Linked DNA regions of Homo sapiens: region 1 is linked to region 2. The links are chromatin loops, found by intact Hi-C in ENCODE. Cell type or tissue: dorsolateral prefrontal cortex. All regions are shown on one strand.

Region 1 (8,000 bases), 250 kb before region 2:
TGGGAAAAGCATTTGCCACCTGCCTCTGAATCGGGAATCGCATCGAGGCCTCTCCCCATCTTTGTATTCCCAGCACCTAGCACAGTCCCCGGCACAGGGAAGGTGATCAATAGCCTCTGCTGCACGTTGAATGAGCACGAGTTAATAGATGGAAGTGTTTGGGGCCATCTGGAGAGAGGCACTCCATGAACCTGGAATTTTAAAAAGGTCATCTATGTTTCAGGGAGCTGAGGGTTTGTTTTCCTCAGAGCTGCCTTGGAATCAGGTCCAAAGAGTAGCCCAATCCTATGACAGGAGGCAAGGAAGAAGCAAGGAAGAAACGGCCCCCAGGGAGCCCAGTGGAGCCTTAAAGCTTGAAATACCCGAGGCCCGCTCGCCACCAGGACCTCACTTTTGCCTCCTCATGTCAGTATGACAGATTTCAGATCACAGAGCTTGAAGACAAATACACTTTTAAAGACAAATGTTGATTCTCCCTCTACATATACATACACATTAACAGGTGCAATGTTTACACAAAAGACACACACCATTGAGATGCCACAAAATTGACTGATTGTCCCCTGACATGGTTTGGATATGTGTCCCCTCCAAATCTCATGGTGAAATGTGATTTCCAGTGTTGGAGGTGGGGTCTGGTTGGAGGGGACTGAATCACAGGGTGGATCCCTCATGAATGGCATGGTGCCATCCCCTTGGTGATGAGTTGGTTCTCATTCAGTTCATGTGAAATCTGACTGTTTAAAAGAGTCTAGGACCTCCCCACTCATCTCTCTCTCACTGTTTCTCTTGCCATGTGACCGGCCTCCTCCCACTTTGCCTTCTGCCATGATTGTGAGCTTCCTGAAGCCCTCCCCAGAAGCCGAGCAGATGCCAACACCATGCTTCCTGTACAGCCTGCAGAACCACAAGCGAATTAAACCTCTTTTCCTTATAAATTACTCAACCTCAAGTATTTCTTTACAGCAACACAAAAGTGGACTAATGCATCCCCAAACCTTTAAAATATATTGTGATGCTAGGAACCCCCCCAAAAAATTACAGCTTGCATGTGTCAATCAAAAAGTCAATGATAGCAACACATGCTACAACATGGGTGACTCTTGAAGCCATCATGTTAAGTGAAGCAAGCCAGACACAAACGGACAAATACTGTATAATTCCACTTGTGTGAAGTACCAGGAGTAGTCCAATTCATAGAGACAGAAAGTAGAATGCAGGTTACCAGGGACTGGAAGGAGGAACAGGGAGTTGTTTAATGGGTACAGAGTCTCTGTTTGGGATGATGAAAAGGTTCTGGAGATGGATAGTGGTGATGGTTGCCCAACAATGTGAATGTAATTAATGCCACTGGACTGTACACTTAAAAATGATTATGAACTGGGTGCATCACTAGAGGTCAGGAGTTTGAGACTAGTCTGACCAACGTGGTGAAACCCCATTTCTACTAAAATTACAAAAATTAGCTGCATGTGGTAGTGCATGCCTGTTTTCCAGGCAGGAGAATCGCTTGAACCTGGGAGGCAGAGGTTGCAGTGAGCCGAGATCACGCCACTGCACTCCAGTCAGGGCAACAGAGCGAGACTCTGTCTCAAAAAAAAAAAAAAAAAAAAAAACAACAACAAAAACCACAACACACACACACACACACCAGGCACGGTGGCTCACGCCTATAATCCCAGCACTTTTGGGAGGCCAAGGCGGGTGGATCACCTGAGGTCAGGAGTTCAAGACAAGCCTGGCCAACACAGTGAAACCCGTCTCTACTAAAAATACAAAAATTAGCCAGGCATGGTGGCAGCCACCTGTAATCCCAGCTACTCGGGAGGCTGAGGCAGGAGAATGGGAGGTGGAGATTGCAGTGAGGCGAGGTCATGACATTGCACTCCAGCCTGGGTGACAAGAGCGAAACTCCGTTAAAAAAAAAAAAAAAGCAAAACCCAAAACCCTCAGTGGAAGCAGCTTGAACAAGGCATCTGGATGTCACAGGGTAGCCATCAGGCTCAGAGCAGGGCACCCCAGGTTCTCTGGCCTGACTTCCCCTCCACTTAAGTCTGATCTTCAGGACTTGAGTTTCCCTATCTCAGAATCAGTCCTCATCCAAAATACCTGCTGTAGATGAGTTCCCAAGTTCCCTGCAGCTCTGGTGTGAGACAAATGTCTTGAAACAGGGAGGCACCTTGTGAATTTCATTTGCATAGGGTTACTTTCAAGCATGCCAGGTAGGCTTCAGTCAAGGGCACCCCTCACCCACACCTGCCGCCTGTCCCTCACCAGGGAACTGGGTTGGTCCCATGACATGTCCTCAGGGAGGCTGCCAGGGCTGTGCCCCAGAGTTCTACACTCTAGGAAGGAACAGTTATCCCTGTTCCTGGGATAACTGGGCCCCTGTGGCCCACATGAGCCCAGCCAAGCTGTTTCCCTTCTTGACAACCCTGTCCTTGTTTGAGGGATCAAAGGCCACACTGCAAGTGTCAAACTGAAAACTGTTCTCAGGTTCTTTCTGATGTGCAAAGCTGTGCTCCCCTGAGGCCTCCCTGGCTGAGGTGAGTTCCACCTGGGCTACTCCTGACCTAGGGGACCATTCCTCTGTGTGAACTCCACTGAGCCCAGCTGGGACAGTGCCTCATTTAGTGATAGCTATCGTTTCAAGGCAGAAATCTAACAGGGTCCTTTTTCCTTCAAAAATCTTTAATTTTTAAAGATCTGAAGAAAGCAACACGAGGATCCTTGTGGGGAAGGAAATGTTCTCTATCTCGACCGTATCAATGTCAATATCCTGGTTTTAATACTGTTCTACGGTTTTGCAAACCGTTACAATTGGGGAAAGTGTGTAAGGGATATATGGGATTTCTCTGCATTATTTCTTACAACTGTATATGAATATATTATTATCTCAAAATTAAAAATTTAATTAAAGAAATCAAAACTTACAAATAAAAGTGACTGGCCTTTCAGCTCATGCAGAATGGAAGCCAATTCTAATGTTGTGCACGTAAATAAGAGATAGTCATTTCCATGGATCAGCTCCAGCCCCTGTTGTATAAGAAACATTTTAAAGTTAAGGGACTGTGCCTTTAATAGGAAAATTTGATGTGTTAGCAACTACTGGTTGATCTTTGTGCACTTTTCAATTGCAAATTGCACTTTAAAAATGCAAACAATTATTAATATCGATTTGGACTAAAACAATATTGAATTTCAACATATTTCCAGCTCTTTTATGAATTACCCTGTGGATACGTGGTGATTATGATAAAAGAGTATTTGCATGCTCAATTTCTTTTCAGTGAGGAACCTTGAAGAGGGCTGACGTGATCCATGGATAATGAACTTGACAGGGACAAGAATTGGCTCTGAAGCCATCAGCCAGGATCTCAGATTTAGCCGCAGCACAGATTTTCAGGGCCACTTGCCTTGCTGGGCTTTTTCCAAACCAATATTACAGAGCACAGGTTAGGAACACCTGCTCGAGGCCCAGAATGGGATTTTGAGTCACAGTTGTGAGGGAAAGAAAAGAAAAAGGAACAGGTATTTATCATTATTTGTTAACGTTCCAGGCACAATGTTGGATACTACATAAACATCCCATTTAGCTTTCACACAATAACCTTTTGAAGTAAAAATCATTATCCCTATTTGCCACAGGTTTGGTTCTCTGTAAGGAGATACCGAGATGGAGTTTGGGGTGCACAATGTTTATTAAGGATCAATACCTGCAAAGGGAAAAGGGAGGAAGCTGGAGTGGGAAGAAGTGGAATAGGGATGTAGGCCTTGATGGTGGGCTCCGGAGTGGATTCAGCCTGTCGGAGTGTCCTGCAGAAGGAAGATAGGGCTGGACCCTTACACCTCCCCCTTACTCAGTAGCTGGATGTGGGTTGCCCAGAGAAGGGCGTGATCTCAGATGAGGCAGCCCCTCGTGGAGTTGAGGACTAGAGGCTGGCTGCTGATCACACAGTCCCCAGGTGGTCAGCAAATCCTTCTTGGAAGGAAGATCTGGGCAGCAGATCTCCAAGCCCACCACTCTGTTTTGCAGATGATGAAATGAAGACCCAGAGAGACTAAATATGGCCAAGGTTACACACAAGAAATAAGCGCCACCCCAGATCTGACTCAAATCCTCTCTCTCTCCACCCCAGCCATGCTTTTCCAAAACAAAAGCTTAGATCAGACTGTCCTGACCTTCAGTTACTGAGACACGAAGGTCTGACAGTCTCCAGAGGAACACGCAGAAAGTTTGGCTGCATAAGCAAATACACTCACTTCGCCTCCTCTGCTAATGTCCCTGCAACAGACACGCATGCGTGTGCACACTCACACAGATACACACTTACTTCTTGGCAATTATCTCGTTGCTAATGGAAGAAGGTGGGAACATGAATTATTTGGGTTAAAAGTTCCCTCGACAGTACAGCCTGGAGAGCATCTCTCCCCACCTGAGCTGCTGGATCCTGCCAAGAGCACCTGGGGATGTAGGATGCGGCATGGCCAGCTTCCTTTCAGTTCTAGAAAGCACTGAGCTATTCACATTTTCCAGCGGCTCTGACATCCGCAGCCACAGCAGGGAAAATTACAGGGAGGAAAAAATTGCATATTTACTTCTCAAAATTGAAAGTTGGGGTATAATATGGACAGAGAGGAGTCTGTGAGTAAACCTGAAATGCCCTGGCCCCTGGCAGGGTGCAGACACACAAGGCAGTCCATAGACTTCTGAGGAGAGAATGGCAAGAAGCCTTGGCTGCCTTCCAGGGAATCTCTCTCCCTGTGGCTGGCACAAGGAGGCCCCAGAGGACTTGTCTTTGTGTTTCCAGCTGCCAACAGTGCCTGGCACAGAGCAGGTGCTTGGGCAATGTGTGGCGAATGAAGAGAAGCTAGTAAAAGGACAACGAAGGTGAAAGGAAGCTCCTGCACTGGAGCCAGCTGGGTCCTTCGGGCTGGGGTCATGTGGAGTCCAGTGGTTGTGCTCTGTGGGTCCACTCAGCACACAAGCATGGCCATACCCTTTGGAAGGAGGCTGGCTTCCAAAGGGTAACCTCCAATATCTTTTTTTATTTTTATTTTCTTAGAGACAGGGTGTCACTCTATTACCCAGGCTGGAGTGCAGAGATGCAATCATGGCTCACTGCAGCCTCAAACTTCTGGGCTCAAGCAGTCCTCCCACCTCAGACTCTTGAGTAGCTGGGACTACTCAATTTAACAGTGCCTGGTTAAATGTTTAATTTTTTGTAGAAGTGGGGTCTCACTATGTTGCCCAGGCTGGTCTGAAACTCCTGGCCTCCAGTAATCCTCTTACCTTGGCCTCCCAAAGCACTGGGTTTACAGGTAAACCCTCACAGTCTTGACCTCTACCAGTCCAGCATGATTTTCCCTGGAGCTCATCTCAAAACAGGCTGGTCTCTCCCAATGTGAAGGCTCAAGACTAAGAATATGGCAGAACAAAAGTCTCTTGGCCCTATCCTGGATGCTCTGTGGAAAAACAGGTCTCATTTAGGCCACCAGGAAGTGACTGGGGCTTCAAATGACCTGGAAGCACTAATGAGTGACTGTGCATGGGACAGGAACATCCCTTCTCCATTAGTCTCTGCCTCAGATCTCCTTCCAGCTAACGTCCTGTGTTCCAAGTCTCCTCCACCCCAGTGACCCCTTGGTGCCCTTCTTTTTCCCCACAGAGTGTTGGAAAGCCAGAAATGTGGGTCCAGACTAACACTTCCTCCCTCTCCTGACACCTGAGTGCAGATCTGGCCTTCTGAACATGTGTCCTGTCTTTCTTTCCCAGTCCCTCGGTGCGGCTCTGATTCAGCACCTGTAGCCTGGACAGCTCCCCATCTCAACACCTGTCCTGCAATACATCTGTGGTCACTCCCAAGCCCCCCAGGTGCCCAGTGACCCAAGTTAAAATGTCTCAGCATGGTCCACCAGATCTGTGAATATCCTGCCTCTGCCAACCTCCCGTGCCCAGTCTCATCTCTCACCATTCCTTGATGGCCCCCAGGCCAAGTGAGGCACCCTCCTGTGTGTTCCAGAGACTAACGGCTTTTATCTGACAGAGGGGACTGTGGGAGAGTAACACAGAGGAGACAGCACTCAGCATTCAATGTTGTCACTGGGAGATTTGGGGCATCCTCATGCTATGTATCTGGGCTCCTGTTTTCCCAGCCAGTAAGTAGGCCCCTGGTGGACTGGTACCATGGAGCTATTTGAGAAGATTCCTGCAGTGGTGGGATGCTGCCCTGGGGTGGAGGAACAGGCTTGGGTCTGGTGGAATGGGCTGCTGGGTCCCAGTCCTCTCTGCAGGGTGCCTGCTCCTCCACGGCCGGTCTCACCATCTTTCCATATGGCTCTGCTGAATTATTTGCTTATCTTGAACAACATCCAAGGGAGTCTGGTTTCTCTGGTTTCTTTCCCTAAGCCTGCAGCCTCTTTTCTACCATCCTGGGTTTCACATGCCCTCATCGCTCAACCTCAAGGACACAGGCAGAAGAGGTGTAAACCATTATGATCCCTGTACGTGGGGCTCTGTGGCATCTGTCTGCCAGGCAGGGGCAGGTGGGGCAGGGATGTGGGCAGCACTCGGCTAACTGGGAGCATCTTAAAGCAAAAGAGCATCCACACAGACCCCACACTCATGCCCCAGTGCCCCCCCCTGCCGGCTGATCACACAAGGGGTTGCTGGAGCCCTGACTTCTTATGTGATTGCTCTAAAGAGGAATGAAGACAGGCGTTTTTATAGTGGGACTCAAAATGTCAGTCATTGGTCTCTAGTGAGCAGCTGTTTGAAGCAGCTCATTTCCTATAATAACCACAAGACACTTTCATAATAAAAATTATGTTTCAAATGACACATCCAATGACCCTTGGTAGCAGATCAAGACCTTCAGATCTTCCTATTTGGAAACCTGGATTTCTTTTTTTTTTTTTCTTTTTTAAGAGTCTGGGTCTCGCTCTGTCACCTGGGCTGGAGTGCAGTGGTATGATCATGGCTCGCTGCAGCCTCAAACTCCTGGGCTCAAGTGGTCCTCCTGCCTCAGCCTCCTGAGTAGCTGGGACCACAGGTACATGCTATAACACCCAGCTAATTTTCAAAAATTTTTATAGAGATGGGGTCTCACTATGTTGCTCAGGCTGGTCTTAAACTCCTGGCCTCATGCAATCCTTCCGCCTCAGCCTCCTAAAGTGCTGGAATGACAGGCGTAAGCCATCACACCGGGGCAAAAATTATTATTATTATTATATTGAGATGGAGTCTCTCTCTGTTGCCCAGGCTGGAGTGCAGTGGCACGACCTTGGCTCACTGCAACCTCTGCCTCCCGGGTTCAAGTGATTCTCCTGCCTCAGCCTCCTGAGTAGCTGGGACTACAGGCGTGTGCCACCACGTCTGGCTAATTTTGGTATTTTTAGTAGAGATGGGGTTTCACTGTGTTGGCCAGGCTGGCCTCAAACTGCTGGCCTCAAGCGATCCGCCTGCCTCAGCTTCTCAAAGGGCTAGGATTACAGACATAAGCCACTGCACTGGACCCAAAATTATTTTTTAAATGACACATCTGATGACCCTTGTAGCAATGCAGACCTTTAGACCTTCCAATTTGGAAACTGGATTTTTAACTTGAAATTTCCTGATTCTGAAATTGGCAAGCAATGCACATTTAAAAAAACTTACTTGAGCCTTATGTCCATGCTGGATTTGGCCTGAGGTCCACCACCCATTGCTCCCTCTATAATGAAAGAGGACTCAAGTGATCCTCCTGCCTCAGCCTCCTACAATGAAAGAGGAGGCAATGGGTGGACCTCAGGCCAAATCCAGAATGGACATGAGGCTTAAGGAGGAGCCTGGATTGGGGAAAGGCAGATGGTCCTGCTGGGCTGCCACTCTGGAGCTCCCCCAACCCGGGAGCCTGGATTAGGGAAAGGCACGTGACCCCTGGATGAGAACAATGCTTCCCGGTTCAAGGACTTTTGTGCAAAATCAGCTGAGGGAGAAAAATCCTCTGGGAAGAGAGGCT
Region 2 (8,000 bases):
AAATGTCCTGGGGTCTTCACCCACGGGGCACGTTTGTGAGATGTCATCAATCTGGGTATTTAAGATGGGTGTGGTTTACTGGCATATATTTTGATAAATAGGCTTGCACACACACACCAAAATGGCCAAGCATTGCTCCTGCGGCCAGACTCCGGGCAGAAACGCTGTGCATCTCTTGACCTGAGTGGTCCTCCTAACTTGCAGATTTACAGACATCTCCAGAGCTACAGACCGACACGGTAAAATGACCATTTGTGCACTTGCAGAATTATTCGGTTGGCCGATGACAGAAAGAAAATGAAAAGTTAAATGCAATTTAAGGAAGTATCGCCTGGGCTCTCTGTTCAGGCCAGGACCTGAATATCGAGTCTATTAGAAGCAATTATAAAAGGGACAGCGCTTCTTAATGTTTCTCATTTGACAAGAAGGTTTTTAAATATGGGGCATTAGTTAATAAAAAGACCCCAGGAGCCCATTGTAATATATTACCTAATTCCTAACAGTTCATAGCCACTGAAATAGGTAAAAAAGGGGATGTAAAATTAATATATGGTTATTATTAAAATTGCCTTATAAATTAGTTAAGTCCCCTGGAGGTACAGAGTGGGCATCATTATTCCAAGAGTGTCTCAAGGGCTTTGGTGTACCTTGTGTGTTTGTGGAGTGGGCGTGCCCCCTTGGCAGGGAGAAGAGAGCTCTGGCTCTGCAGTTTAAGGAGAAAACAGCAGCTCACACTGAAAGAGAGGAGAGCCAGCCATCAGACTGCAGACATTTTATAAAGAAACCTCTTCCTTAGTGAAGTTGCTGGGGAGGCTGGCACTTTGAGGCATCACCCAGCATGTTCTGTGCCCGAGACCAGTAAGGCCCTGATTGACATGGATTGCAGTTGATTAGGGACAACATGCAAATGGGTGTGTAGCTCCTGGGGCCCTGGGGACCACTGGCTTGTTCAGGAATGGAGGGATAGAAACAATTCCCTTAAAGTGTTTTCACTCAAGGGAACCCAGCTGCAGGCAGCATGGCAGTGAGGGAGCCTGTCGCTCCAGGCCAGCCACACCCGCTAGCTGCTATAGCCGAGGAGGCCGAGGTGCCTCTGGAAGGCGTGTGCATGTGACCCAGGCCATGTCACTGCCACCATCTCCATCCAGGCTGTGGGTACTGGGAGCCCGGAAGCGCCAAAGCTTCCAACTTTGCCATGCGCTTGTGCCTTTAATTGGGGGATTTCAAAGCTGTGAGTGGAAATCCATTCAGATCTGAGCTGTTTGCTGAATCCGAGATTTCTGTCCAGGGGGATTTGGCGAACGTAATGTTTTATGCATTCTAGGTGATTTGCCCATACCTGCTGGATCTGTTCATGGCAGCAGGCTCGTTTCCAAGGAACAGCACAGTCCTCCTGGACAAAGAGGCTTCCTCCTGCTCCCAGGGGAGAGAGCTATCATGTTTTTTTCCAGTGAGAGCACCAGAGGGAAATTTGCTTTTTCAATCGGCTCTTCAGAGCTGCGGGTTCTGCCCCATCCTGTCTGCAGTGGAAACCTGAGCTGTCGGTGTTCCCCTGGGGTGGGGTGGGCTCCTTTTGCTTGGGTGGGTGGTCCCCAGGGTGGGGTGCCCCGTGTGGGGAGTGTTTAGCCAGAGGAGACAAGCAAGGCTGTTTTCCAACCAGTCTCTGACTTCTCTAGCTCCCTGTGCAAAAGGGATACCTCCGTGTGCAGACAGAGGTTTTGCCAAAGAATCTGATTCCAGAGAAGAAGGCTAAGTGGGCTCCTGAAGCAGGACTTGGCAGGCCTTCTAGGGGCTTGGATTCTCCAGGCTGCATACCAGAGAGCCTTGCCGACAGAGCTTGCTTCCAAACCTGCCGGTGCAGTGGAGCAGCTCAGGAGCTCTGGGTGGAGGAAGGGATAGGGCTGCACTTTCTTCCCAGAGTGGCCCTTACCTGGGAAGACTTCTTAGCTTCAGCCTATGACTCTTAGACTCGTAATGGTCACTCTGGGTTTAATCTTCCCTTTTTTTTTTTTTTTTTTGAGGTGGTGTCTTGCTCTGTTACCCAGGCTGGAGTGCAGTGTCGCCATCTCAGCTCACTGCAGCCTCCGCCTCCCAGGTTCAAGCGATTCTCCTGCCTCAGCCTCCCGAGAAGCTGGAATTACAGGCATTTGCCACCACACCTGCCTAATTTTTGTATTTTTAGTAGAGACAGGGTTTTGCCATACTGGCCAGGCTGGTCTTGAACTCCTGACCTCAGGTGATCCACCTGCCTCAGCCTCCTAAAGTGCTGGGATTACAGGCTTGAGCCACCACGACCTGCCTAATCTTCCCATTTTGATCATGAGGCCAGGAAGCAGGAAAGAGTGGTCCCTCCACTAGCATTTGCTACCCATCTTCAGGCAGAGGTGCTGCCAGATGGGTGTTAATTGGGAGGGGAGTGTCTCCGAGGATGTCCTTCCCAGGAAGAATTTTTCCCCCTGTGGCAAAAAGGAGAGGTAGAAAGTGGGAGATAATGAAGGAAACATCGAGAGTGGAATTTCAGATGCTTTGTCTTGGGCGGAATGAAGAGAGGAAATCTTTGCTTTGTTTTCTGTCTCCTCTTGGGGAAATTTCCCACATGAGTTTTGGGATGATGAAGATGGGCCCCCAGCCCTGGCCTCCGGCGGGGACCTGGACATTCAGATTTTGGGTGATTTCAACCCATGGTAGAGTTTCCTGATAGAGTCAGGGAGGAATTGGGCTTGAATTGCTTTTCTTTCTTTTCGTCCCTCTCTTCCTTCCTTCGGGAAGGAATTGGGCTTGAATTGCCCTCCTTCCCTCCCTCCCTCTCTCCCTCCCTCCCTCCCTCCCTTCCTTCCTTCCTTCCTTCTTTCCTTCCTTCCTCTCTCCCTTTCTCTGTTCCTCTCTCCCTTCCTCCCTTCCTTCATAGGATCTTGCTCTGTTGCCCAGGCTGGGGTGCAGTGGTGCGATCATAGCTCACTGCCTCGACCTCCTGGGCTCAAGCAGTCCTCCTGCCTCAGCCTCCCAAAGTGCTGAGCCACAGCACCTGGCTGGATTGCTTATTTTTTACTTTGTCCACAACAATGGTATCAAAACAGAGATACACTGTGGTTCCTTCAGCCAGGCTGAAGGTTTTTCAAGGAGCTCTGTGTGCGTGGCAGACGGCGTGCACTTGCGACCTCTGGTGGCAGCTTCCCAGTGTCGTCCTCGGTGGCAGCTGTGCTTGGGGAGTGTGCGCTGTGTCCACTGGGCAGAACACATCAGGACAAGAAGCCCCCTGGGGCCAGTGGGGCGAGGCTGGGGCGAGGGGAGCAGGTCTTTGACAGGTAGCTTTTATTTCTTCCCAAAAGTGTTTTCAAAATGAAAATAGCTTTACTCTGATAAAAAGATACATATGCCAGTAGGAAATCCAGTCAGTACAGAACATTATAAACAAGATAGGAAAAAAACCCTTTGATGCAGAGGCACACAAAACCTTATTGCTGTAGCAAACAGGCTTCCGGTCTCTCTGGGGCACAGACAGACGGGCTTTGATCTGCTGGGCTCACACTGGGCAGAGTTTTTGCAGCAGAAGTCTCTTCCTGGCAGTGAACTGGGGCACACTGGGGCTGCATCATAATCCACTTACCCAGACTGCCCCCGGAAGCCAGGTGGTTCCCAGTGTGAACGACACTTCGACCGTCAACCCTACCTCGCCGTCTCTCGGGTGTCAAACTGACCGTGTCCTTGGGGTAAACTCCTGCAAATGGAATTGCTGGAAAAATGTTGATGCCCAAAGCCCAGTGCCATCTAGAAAAGTTGTTCTCCCTTCACGGCTGGGGCTGGGTTAGTGTCTGGTGAGCAGATACCATGTCCTTCCCGGGGATGTTCTCATTTAATCCCGTGAGGGGGAGCGGAGAGGAGTGTGGCATCCTCTCTGCATTATAGAGACCCCACAGTAGACAGATGGGTCTTAGAGGAGCCAGGTGGCCTCTCTCCAGAAGCCATGTTCTCAGCCAGCGTGCAGGACACCCCTCCTCCCAAACCATGAGTGCCGGTGTGCCCACCCAGGCCTCAAGATTAATTGTGTTATTTCCATTATTCACCTTTATCATTCTGATTAGGGAAAAGTAATACCCCGTCTTTATTTTTGCTGATTTGATTACTGACGAGCTTAAACTTCTCTTGTAAGTATTTCTTGGGCATTTATCTTTGTGGGTTTTCAGTCCTTTGCCCATTTGCAATCGGGACATTTGTGGGTGACTTATTGCTCTGTAATTGGGCTCTTTGTACTATTGTTCTGTGTGTTGGAAATATTTTTCCCAATTTGATGTACAGAAATTGTAAATATCAGTTGTCATGTTGGTCCTTTCCTGTATAGTTTATGCCTTTGCGAAATTGCTTTTTCTACTACCTCAATATAATCCAGTTATCAGCATGTTTTTTCTATCTTTATAGTCTGATGACTTTCTTTTAAATAACAGTTTTTGCATAATTATGAAATATTTCAAACACTGCTGTGTATAGTTTAATAGATATCTGTGTATCCACATGGTTTCGTCTTTTATATTTAATACGTTAATTGAGCTAAACTGCATTTAAGAATAATATATAAACAAGGATTCTGGCTTTTCTGCCCCCGCGTAATTACTAAGTGACCTGTTGTCTTTGGAGTAATGTCTTTGCCCCCCATTGTAAAATTCCATTTTTGCTGTATTCTAAATTCCCAGGTGTATTAGTCAGTATAGGGTAGCCTTTGGGGTGGTAACAACAGAAACCCAGATCTCGGTGGCTTAGCACGGTAAAGGCTCATTTCTTGCTCATGCTGCCATCTGTGGCTGGCCCAGTGGCTCTCCTCCAGCAGGGATGCAGGGCTGCTTCCACTGCCCAACTCTGCCCCCTCTGAGAAGGAAGAGAGAGAACATGAAGAATTCACACCCACTCTTAAAAGCCATGGCCTGGAAGCAGCACATGTCATTTCATATTCCTCTTGGGATGAGAGTCAGTCCTATGGTCCCAGCCTAGCTGCAGGGAGGCTAAGATATGTGCCCAGAAAGAGGAAGCAGAGTGAACACAGGGCTAGATCTCCACTCGGGGCTGCCTGGGCAGACAGGGTTTCGGCTGCCTGTGGATGTGTGCGTATATGCATATGTGCATGTATGTGTGAATGTTCTTTGGATTGTTGGGCATGTTCAGGCCTGCTGTTCCTGCCATCCGTTACCCTTTCTTCACATGTTTACTGAGGACCTACTGTGTGCTCATCACTGTGGCCAGCCTTGGGTATGGGTGACATGGGCCTGCCTCTAGGAGTGCCCTTCAAGACTGGGAGGGAACGGGAGGGTGCCAGGCTGAAAGTTCTGCAGTGTAGAAGTGTGGGGAGGGACTTGCCTACAGAGGGCTTTTGGTGGTGAGAGGTGGGAGAAGCCCCTTGGGGAACCCAGGGAGATTTCTGGAGAGGGGCGTCAGCCTGGCCCACGGTGGTTTTGGATGGTAACTGGCGGTGAGCAGGAGGTGGAGCGTGGACATCCTCCCAGCTCCTGAAGGGCAGCAGCTGCCAGGAGTCCACTGAGACCCCTCTAGCCATGACCTCCTGGTGGGAAGGTGGGCCAGGAGGGGACCTGTTAAAGACTGGCAGGTGGTTGAGGGTCAGTGTGGAAGGTGTCCGATAGAAGGTGCTAGAAGTGGGTGGGCTTGGGATAGGTGTTGCTGTGGGTCCTGGAAGAGGGAGCTCGGGGTATGCTGGACAGGTGTGTGATGCCTGGGCTCCCTGCGGGGACCCAGCAAAGCACATCAGGAAACCCGGCATCCACGGGCGTGACTCCCTCTTCTGCATCCTCCAAGCCCTCCTTGGCACTGTGCGAATTTTCTAAATTTCAGTGGGTGGCGCTGGCGAGATGCTTCAGAGTGTGTGCAGGCTGGCGAGTAAAGTCAAGGAACTTCCTGGCTCCTGGCTATGCAGGAGGGGGGCCCAGACCCTCATCACATAACGACCACTTCTGTCTTCAAGCGTGTCTCTTACAAGGTGGGGGCCAGGAGAGTGCTGCCCAGAGCCAGTGCTTTGCCATGATCAGATTGCCGCCTGCCAGGACGGGGGTATGGGTTGCCTACAGGCACCGTCACTGCTGCACGGATCTCCGGGAGCAGGCTTCACACACACAATTCCTGCTAGCAATCTACTGGCTTTGGGGAGTAGTGTTGGTGTCATAAAGAAAGGATATTTAACTTTGCATCGATAGGCAAAGAATAATTAAGATATAATTAAAAGCACAAATTCTTCTAATTATTGGCTTCGTATAATGTATATTTAAAAACAAGATCTGTTAAGGCTTCCTTTTGAATATATCCAGAAGCCAAAAGAGGGTAGCATTTTAATTAAAAATGGATTATTTAAAAACCAGTTTAATCATCCTGTCATCCAAAGACTTAGACTTTATTAATTAGCTATTGATAAATAGGTTTAAGCTACCCCAAAGTTGAATTTGCAAGAGTTATTCCTGGCATCCTCCGATTGGAGGATTTTTTGGAACTTGCCCTGTGTCTCTGGGATGTCAGCAGCAAAGGTTTAGGACATGTGAGTTGGTTCTTAAATCGCCCCTCCCATCCTCTGTGGAGCCAAAGTGGACATCCTGCTGCAGGTGGGGACCGATGGGGGGCTCCTGGGGCTGTCCCACTTCCCCCATCTCCTACCTCTGTGCTCTGTGGCACGAGAGGGTGCTGAGGACCTGGATGGTGGCATCCGCACTGAGAGGTCCCCGATGGGGCACAGGTGCAGAACATGCTAGAGATGCCATGAGCCACGACAGCCTCCGCCTCCCCAGCTCCATGCTTGGAGTGCATCCCTGGCCAAGGCACTCCTCTTCTCAAGGCTGCTCTCTGTAGGGGCGGCGTGACTGCCACCCCCATTCATCATCTTAAGTAGATAAAGACTTTCAAAGTGATAAATAGCGTTCCTGTTGTTCCTTCAGCCAAGTGTGACTAAAATAACGTTTGGAGTCGTGAGTGAGGATGGAAAGGCTCATTAGAAGAGGGGTTGTCGGCAGTTCACGCCTAACAGCCGGTTCGCTGCCATAAAACACAGCCGCACGCGGTGGAGGGGCCCTGCCCACCTAGGGCCTGTCCAGGCTGGCCCTGACAGATGGTGTCTGGGCCTCCCTCCATGGCACATTTCGCTGCGTCCTGGGCCTTGTGGTTCCTGGATGCTTGGAAGAACCTTCTCAGAGAGGAGACGTCTTTCACAGGCATCTGTGGTCCTCGCTTCCTGCAGGTGCTGGGGATCTGGGGCTGCAGTGACCCAGCTCCTCCTGTTTCCTCAGTGACCCAGCTCCTCCTGGTTCCCTCCAGCCTAATGGGGTAGCCAAGGCCACCTGCTGCGCAGTGACCACTGGCTTGGCGCTGCCTCCCGGGTGACCAGGTCCCTGTATCCAGTGTCCTGTGCTCACAGTACCGAGAGTGGCTGTGAGTCCATGTGGACAGACTGCTTCTCCTCTCTTCTCCAGAGCCCTCAGCAGAGGACGATAGGGAGGGAACTGGGTACTAGACCCTCAGGATGAACTGAGTGAGTTGCAGGGGCTGCCCAGAGCTGGGCCCAGGTGCGACAGTGCTTTAGAAAGACATTGATAGGAAACAGCACTTTCCAGAGAAAGTTAGATCTGAAACGACACATTTGTGAAGTATTTTCAGATTGTAAGGCTGAAAAAGCAATTTGATGTTTAGAAATAAAGTAGTGCTGGACTCTTTCAAGACAAAACAGAAAAATGCCCTAGAGGGAATCCAAAGCAAAGCACTTGCTTTTTCTAGAAGGGGTGACTTGGGGATTCTGTCCTCACTCTACAAGGTGGGATCTGGGTGACTCCCACTGTTGCCCAGGCTGGAGTGCAGTGACATGAGACCTGAGATCCTCTGCCAAACATGTGTTCCCTAAATATTGAACCTGGGCCTGGCACAGTGGCTCACACCTGTAATCCCAGCATTTTGGGAGGCCGAGGTGGGAGGATCACTTGAGGCCAGGAGTTCGAGAGCAGCCTGGGCAACATAGCAAGATG

Evidence for each region. Peaks named below come from ENCODE experiments on the same cell type or tissue, not always from the same donor. Only the 100,000 strongest peaks of a DNase experiment are listed, where the experiment ranks them.
Region 1: it touches region 2 in a loop (2.2-fold over the local background); 2 of 110 quality-filtered maps call a loop at or near these places.

What each region holds. Positions count from the first base shown.
Region 1 is chr19:33,675,804-33,683,803 of GRCh38, reverse strand. The region is part of intron 2 of CHST8 (carbohydrate sulfotransferase 8); the gene reads right to left. Among named protein-coding and RNA genes, the nearest start is that of CHST8, 58 kb to the right of the region's middle. In dorsolateral prefrontal cortex, no CTCF peak of the experiment used is centred here; a DNase peak (open chromatin) is centred at 4,799; H3K27me3 peaks cover 696 bases.
Region 2 is chr19:33,426,011-33,434,010 of GRCh38, reverse strand. The region is part of intron 9 of PEPD (peptidase D); the gene reads left to right. Among named protein-coding and RNA genes, the nearest start is that of CEBPG, 56 kb to the right of the region's middle. In dorsolateral prefrontal cortex, CTCF peaks have their summits at 2,970 and 3,171 (motif pointing left); a DNase peak (open chromatin) is centred at 3,170; H3K27ac peaks cover 552 bases.